2 separate regions of the Mus musculus genome follow, and region 1 is linked to region 2. Evidence: chromatin contacts called from ENCODE Hi-C or POLR2A ChIA-PET data. All regions are on one chromosome and are shown on one strand. Each heading gives the region's core, a stretch centred on a gene start or an enhancer-like site at or near the end of the contact. The rest is flanking DNA. Distances are from core to core; before and after follow the strand shown. Region 1 has its middle 21 kb from the start of Pnp2. Region 2 holds the start of Pip4p1 (phosphatidylinositol-4,5-bisphosphate 4-phosphatase 1).

Region 1 (3,913 bases), core at 1,205-3,704, 46 kb before region 2:
CCTGGGCAACCTTCTCCTCTAAGTTCCTACTGCCTACCATCACCGATTTCTCCTGGGCCCTAGCCAGGGTGGAAAGGAGGCAGAGAGAATGGCAAAACCCAGAGGTCTCATCTTAAAATGAACAGCAGATAGTTATGGCACAGCTACTTTAAGTCATTGTAGCCTGGACACAATGATTTATGTCACCCCCAAATTCCATGTTCCAATGTGGAAACAGTTTCATGAAGTTTTATAGTTTCACAGATCAAAGAAAGCCTTAAATCAAAGCAAGTTTAAAACACATTGGTGGGGGAGGTGGGGGGCCTCCGAAAAGATGGCGGCTGCTCCTGCCGGTGTGGGCCGCCTAGAGGAAGAGGCGGAAAGAACGGCTGAAGGCCCTCCGGGAGAAAACCGGGCGCAAGGACAGGGAAGATGGGGAGCCACAGACCAAGCAGCTCAGAGAAGAGGGAGAGGAAGTTGGGAAGCACAGGGGACTCAGGCTCAGGAACTATGTCCCAGAGGATGAAGACCTGAAGAGGAGGCGGGTCCCCCAGGCCAAACCAGTGGCAGTGGAGGAGAAGGTGAAGGAGCAGCTGGAGGCAGCCAAGCCAGAGCCTGTCATTGAGGAAGTGGACCTGGCCAACTTGGCACCCCGGAAACCTGATTGGGATCTCAAGAGAGATGTGGCCAAGAAGCTAGAGAAGCTAGAAAAGCGGACCCAGAGAACCATTGCAGAGCTGATCTGTGAGCGGCTAAAAGGCCAAGAGGACAGCCTGGCCTCTGCAGTGGACGCCACCACCGGACAAGAGGCTTGTAACTCTGACTGACAAGTTCTCCGTGTCCCATCTGATCTGTTCAGCACACACATCCTGTGGGAAGATGGTCTCAGGCAGGGAGGGGGTTAGGCTGGCCAGTACTTCTGGGTCTTGAGAACTGAGCCAACCTACTGAGTCTCAGTTTCTGTTGGTGTGACCTGTTCATCGCCCAAGGGTGCCCACCACCCCGAGTGGCTCAAAGCTGGGATCTGTACATATGTATGCAAACTGAGCTTTTTTCAACTTCTGCAAATAAACCTCTATTTAGTAGGAAAAAAAAAAACACATTGGTGGGACAGCAGAGAGATAGGCACAAAGAGATGAGAGAAGCTTTCCTGTGAACACAAGATCTATCTGATGACATTCTTAGCTTTTTTTTTTTTTAAGATTTATTTATTTTCTATATGAGTACATTTTGTGTCTTCAGACACACCAGAAGAGTGCATCAGATCCTATTACAGGTGGCTGTGAGCCACCATGTGGTTGCTGGGAATTGAACTCAGGACTTCTGGAAGAGCAGTCAGTGTTCGCTCTTAACTGCTGAGCAATCTTTCCACCCACATTCTTAGCTTTTGGGTTGGTGGAAGCTAGTGGTCTGCTAAGTTAATAGAGTTCTAAAGTTGTTTTTTTTTTTTTTGCTAGTTGCAACATGTCATTAGTTCAGACAGAGGTGGGTAAGGAATGCTGTTCTGGAGGTTGGGGTGGTAGCTAGAACTTAGCCCAAGCTAAGGTAATGAGCCCCCTGGACCTGCAACATTCTGATCTCTCTACAGTTCTAATCGGTCAATCAGTTTGCAGGCTTGGCGTCTTTTCATGAGTTTTCAGTACAGTCCTGGGAGAAGTGAAAGAGGCTTATGTTGGAGAGGAGAGATGGAGACTGGTGCCCGAGTACCCTTGATTCAGAGTTCAGAGGGCATAAAGAGGAAGATGATGAAGGCAAAGTTTAATCAGGAAAATATATAATGGTTGATCCATGCCCCACATGGTAGTGCATGCCTTTAATTCCAACAGCTTAGGCCTTGTCTGAAAGAGAGAGAGAGAGAGAGAGAGAAGAAGAAGAAGAAGGAGGAGGAGGAGGAGGAGGAGGAGGAGGAGGAGGAGGAGGAGGAAAGGAGAAGACAAGAAAAAAGAGAAAAGTGTTGGTTCATGTACAATGGGGGAAATTGGGATCTTTGAGAATGGCAGAGACCCCAGTGACTTCTCCTTATCTCACCAGCTCCAAGAGTAAAATTCACTGTTGTCTGTGAGGCAAGTTTAGAAAGGAATTTTATCATAAGATTTTACAGACAAGAACTTAAGAGAAGTAAAGATGGCACAGCGCCTATCCAAGAGAAGCCAGTTCCTCGAAAGCTAACAGGACCGTTTTTACAGGAGTGATGGCAGAAACAGGGTGAGGTACAGAAGCAGCTCATCGGGACAGCTGACACACCAGCAAGGTGTCCAGGAGCCTCTCCGTTTCAGTCAGATCCTCACAAATAGTTTCCAGGCTGAGGGGGAGGGGGTGGGGTAGGAGACCGGAGGCAGGGGCCTTTTGTGCTCACTTCTGTTGTGTAAAAGGCAAAGAGGAGGATAACAAGAAATCAGACACGGGACTAGGGCGCTCTCTTCTGGAATGCTTTGCCTCTAAGACATAACTAAGTACACTTCTGATCTCTGGACAAGTTTAAGAATCAGAACTGCTTGATTTCAGAGTTCCTTCCTGAAAACTGTCCGGCCAGTTTGTACCATCCCCTTGGGCTCGTTTGCATAGCACAGGCTTTCCGCACACAGTTCGACTTACAACTTTATGCATTGTGCCTCTCATACGAGCAGTATCAGGGCCAGAGGTACAGCTCCACACTGTCACACAGCAGCCTGAGAAGCTTTCTTAATCTTTTAGGGGTCTTGAGCAAAACTGGATCCTTGGTTCAAAGAGATGGTGGGGCAGAATTTAGGACGAGTCAGTATGAAAGGGGCTGTTATTTCAAATGGAGGGAGGGGAGCAGTCAGAGGAAGAGTCCTTAGGCATGATGAGAGCGTGGACATGCGCTTCTCAAATAAGTTGCAGTCTAGTAAACGATGTTTTAAATCTCAGATTCTAAACGTGGATGTTGAGAGAAAGCAACATGCCTGGGGAAACAATAAGGTATTCTCAAGTGTGGGCAGGAGCGTCTCAAGGGAGAGCTGCCATAAATGTCTTAGCAGTGACTATGTGTGCCATTTTGGTGGCTTTCAAATGACATCTGAAAAGGCTGCTAGGATTTTTTTTCTCCCCTTCGTACTTTGTGTGCACATATGCACGTGTGTGATTTTATTTTATGTTTATGGGTATTTTGTACGTCTATACAACAAGAACTTGCCTGGTGCCTCCAGAAGCCAGGAAAGAGCGCTGATTGGATTCCCTAGAACTGGACTGTTGTGAACCACCATGGAGGAGCTGGAACCCAAACCCTTATTCTCTGGAGGAGCAGCCACTACTCTTGATGTTGTTTGTTTGGCTGCTTGTTTGTGTTGGTTTGTTGTTTTTGTTGGTGGTGGTGGTGTGTGTTTGTTTTTTGAGACAGGGTTTCTCTGTGTAGCCCTGGCTGTCCTGGAACTTGCTCTATAGACCAGGCTGGCCTTGAATTCAGAGATCCACCTGCTTGTGCCTCCTGATGCTGGGATTAAAGGCTTGCACTGCCACCACCACCAATATCCTTAATCAGTAAGCCGTCACTCTTCTATCCCTTACTTCTTTTTAATGAGTGGCTCCAGAGGGGTCACTAATGGAATAATAATCTGATAAAGCAAAGCCAGGAACCACTGGAGATGTATAAATGATTTGGAAGTGACTTTTATGAAGAATAGTATTCAGGGTAATATTCTTAGAAAATGTGGGTTTAAAGCTGGAAAAAGAGCAAGGCCTTAATAAATGTTCATTGTGTTGGAATTCTTTTGTAAATTTATTATTGTTGTTGTTGTTGTCCTGTGTACATTTTATGATTGCAGGTGTGTGTGTGTGTGTCATGGAACATATGAGATCAGAGGAAAACTTTCTCCAGTTGTTTCTTTCCTTCTACCATGAGGTGCAGAGATTGAACTTGGGTCCTTGTCTTAGTTCAGGTTGCCATTGCTTACAGCTTCAAAGGGTTAATCCATGA
Region 2 (3,453 bases), core at 737-3,236:
AAAAATTAAGCAAAGTCTAAAGACGTTCATCTACCAAATATGACAAAACTATCTTTGGATTTGAGTCACTAGCTGAATCAATAAACACATGTGTATATATCTGACAGGTCAGTATACATCAATTGAGTAAAATGATGCACTTCCCTTCCATCGGTGGAGAGAGACACTAATAAAAGATAATTTTCATTTCAGCAATGGAGGTATTTAGATCAGTTGTGGATCACTGTAGTGGCCTCCATCTGCTCTGAGGAAAGGCTGCTTCTTTAATGGTGTATTTGAGAGAGAGAGAGAGTGTGTGTGTGTGTGAGGGGGGGGAGCAGGCAGACGTGTGGATACATATATATAGGTATTTATTTAGAATGCTGTTCAGAATTTTAGTGTTTTAGGAGGGCAGCAGCAGTGGGTTTTCTCCTAGGGCCCATGACGTCACCAGCCACAGTAGTTGACAAGGTTGACAGAAGCACACCATCCCAGGCCTAAAGTCCAGCAGGTTACCCTTGAGATGAAGTGCCACACTATTGAACCCACTCTTGCTGGGCTGGCCATTGTGATTTGTAGGGGGTTTTAGTTGCTTTTCTCCCATGGCAGCTTCCGTAGACAGCACTTGCACACATGCTTTGAGAGGGGCTTTCAGGTTGGTTCCAACCTTAACCCTTGTAGAGACACTTGTAGAATTAATTATAATTTTACAGCTATGCTTAGAGGCAAATGCCTGTATTCTCAATTACCCGGGAGGTTTGCGAAGAATCACCAAATTCCAAGCCAGGATCTTGTCTCAAAACTAAAGACTGTGGATGTAGCAGTGGTAGTACAGCACATTTTCAGAATTAAAAAAAAATTATTATTATTATCTTTTTTAGGCGCTGAAAGGGAACCTAGGGCTTCCAGCATGGTTACCATTAAGTTCACCAGATAGCATCACCATAACCATCCTACAGGAACAGTCTCTCATTTCCGTTTGTGAGTCAAATCGGACTCAAACTCATGATCCTCTTGCTTTAGCCAGCCTCAGACTCAGCATGCGCACTAGGCTTTTAGACAGTCTTCATATAGCTCAGGCTGGTCTCAAACTCTTAGCCAAACCCGAATGTCTGATCCTCCTGTCTCCATCTTCCATAGTCTGGGATTACAGCCCTACACTGTGACCTTCTGTTTTTTTAACTTTGGACGTTTTTATTTTATATATATGTGTGTGTGCCCACGCACTTAAGCCACGTGTATGTAGCTGCCGGGTGCACAATCTCCAGGAGGTAGAGTTACAGGTAGCATCGGCCCTAGGACTCAAACTAGGCTCCTTTGAAAGAGCAGAAAGTTCCCTTAACCGCTAACGCATCTTCCCAGTGCCCCGCCCTCTTGTATTCTGATCCTCCTTGTGTAGTTCAGTGTTTCTCTCCGCTACCCTGGAATTCCCTTTCCTAACTCATCTCCCCAAGTGTTGCATTTACAGGCATACGCAACCACATCACCACTACTCGGGGGCCTTGTGCCAAGTCAGACAAGCGTGCTAAGCCCTCAAGCTCCCGGTGGCTTTTCGATTCTTGTCCAGGTTTTAGGGCGGTTCCCGCGGCCCAGGATACCAGCCCTGCCAGCCAGAAGGCAGCCGCCCTCACGTTCTGGCGCTAAATTTGGGCCAATAGGGTTACGTCCCACGGGAGACTTGGGCCCAATGAGGAGCGACTCACGCGACAGGCTGCGCACGTGACGCGTGCGGGGCAGCCGCCCACCTGGGCCGGAGGTAGCGCGACCGCCCCACTTCCAATCGCTCGCACAACTTCGAGTCACGTGCAGTGTTTACGGACTCAGCAGCTACGGGAAGACCATGTGACAGTGACGTGACACGTCTCTCTCCAATGGAGAAGGGACGCTCCCTTACAAACCGGGAACTGTTTCAGGTCCACGAATGACAGCGCAGAGGGGCGGGGCCAGCCTGTCACGTGAGCGGGGCGGCACTGGCTGCGGGCGAACGCGGCGCGCAGGCGCCTTAGGGACCCGGTAGCGACGGCGGCGGCGGCGGTGGCAGCGGCGGCGGGAGCTGGTCGCTGACCGAGCGGGAGTCGCCATGGCGGCAGACGGAGAGCGCTCCCCGCTGCTCTCCGAGGCCGGCGATGGCGGCGCTGGTGGCAACGGCTTAGCGGGCCCGGGCGGGAGCGCGACCGGGCCCGGTGGAGGCCTGACGCCCTCCGCACCTCCGTACGGAGCCGGTAAACATGCCCCGCCCCAGGGTAAGCCGGAGGTCTGAGGTGCACGCAGGCCTAGGGGCGGATCGGGTCAGGGGGCGGAGCCTGCTTCCGCGCCAGGTGTGGCCCCGTGGCACCTGTCACGGGGCGAGGCATCCTCGGTCCGCAATCACTGCCTAAGCCTGGCCTGAAAGCGGGTTTTGAGGAAACTGATCTGAGCGCTTTTTTTGTGAGCAGCGGATCGAGCTTACTCAGAGGGTTCCCCACGTCCGTGGAGCATCCGTGGGAAGTGTTCGAATGATGATTTTGGGTTTATCTGCTTCCTCTTCGTAGCATTTCCCCCGTTCCCTGAGGGACATCCAGCCGTGTTGCCTGGAGAGGACCCACCCCCCTACTCACCCTTGACTAGCCCGGATAGTGGGAGTGCCCCCATGATTACCTGTCGCGTCTGTCAGTCTCCGATCAACGTGGAAGGCAAGATGCATCAGCATGTAGTCAAATGTGGTGTCTGCAACGAAGCCACTGTGAGTTATAACTATCTGCAGAATGGGCCTTGTTTCCTGGATCCTCTTTCTGGTTCAACACCCTGTTCATGAAACTTTCAGTTCCTGCATCTTGCAGCAGCCATTTCTTTAGAAGCCACTCACTAAAAATAACGTTCACCAAGCTCTCACTTTTTGATCTTTCCTGGACCTGAAGTGTAGTTCTCACTGGCAGTTGTTGCAGTTGCTTTTGATTTTTGTATTTTGGGGTTCTCTGCTTTTCTGAGACGATCTCACAATGACCCGGGTTCCCATCAGACTCTGCAATCTTCCTGCCCCAGTCTCACAGGCACACTCTACTCTGCTGGCAACATTTGTATATCTCAAATGTCTGATTCTCTTTCTCAGTAATGTCCTTGCAGAGGACTGGGATAATGGGCTTCTCTGCTGAAATGCCCATTGTTCCTTTATTCATTGTTCTCTAGCCCATCAAGAATGCACCTCCAGGAAAGAAGTATGTCCGATGCCCCTGTAATTGTCTCCTTATCTGCAAAGTGACTTCTCAGCGGATTGCCTGCCCTCGGCCCTACTGGTAAGAGACCTAAGAAGAGAAGGCCATATGTAAGGAAAGTTGTAAAGCAATAGGGAAACAAACAAACAAAAAAACAAACAAAAATCTAGAGCTGGGCAAGGTGGTGCATGCCTGTGTTCAATCCCAGCACCTGAGAAGTGGAGGCAGGAAGGCCTGTGTAGTAGCACCTTGAATGTCTAGTCATCCTGCCTACACCTCCTAA

What was found. Hi-C counts contacts between places; a loop is a spot of excess contacts on that map. ChIA-PET counts read pairs that join two places held with the same protein, here RNA polymerase II (POLR2A).
Region 1: a map of heart shows a loop between it and region 2 (2.2-fold over the local background). The contact joins the enhancer-like site here to the promoter of Pip4p1 in region 2. A Hi-C loop is called at or near these places in 2 of 37 maps with a recorded cell type or tissue (Patski and heart). POLR2A ChIA-PET finds 5 or more read pairs at or near these places in 3 of 5 experiments (Patski and embryonic stem cell).

Annotation. Positions count from the first base shown.
Region 1 is chr14:50,975,337-50,979,249 of GRCm38, reverse strand. It overlaps the pseudogene Gm8518. Among named protein-coding and RNA genes, the nearest start is that of Pnp2, 21 kb to the right of the region's middle. Within about 2 kb of position 2,454, at least 1 of the 3 ENCODE cell types and tissues checked has a DNase peak (open chromatin) inside an H3K27ac peak, as active enhancers do; it is heart, where a contact is called at or near this core.
Region 2 is chr14:50,929,382-50,932,834 of GRCm38, reverse strand. It overlaps Pip4p1 (phosphatidylinositol-4,5-bisphosphate 4-phosphatase 1), which reads left to right and starts at 1,986. Exons shown (of 7, transcript NM_001033271.5): 1 at 1,986-2,222; 2 at 2,511-2,701; 3 at 3,145-3,251. The coding sequence starts at 2,060.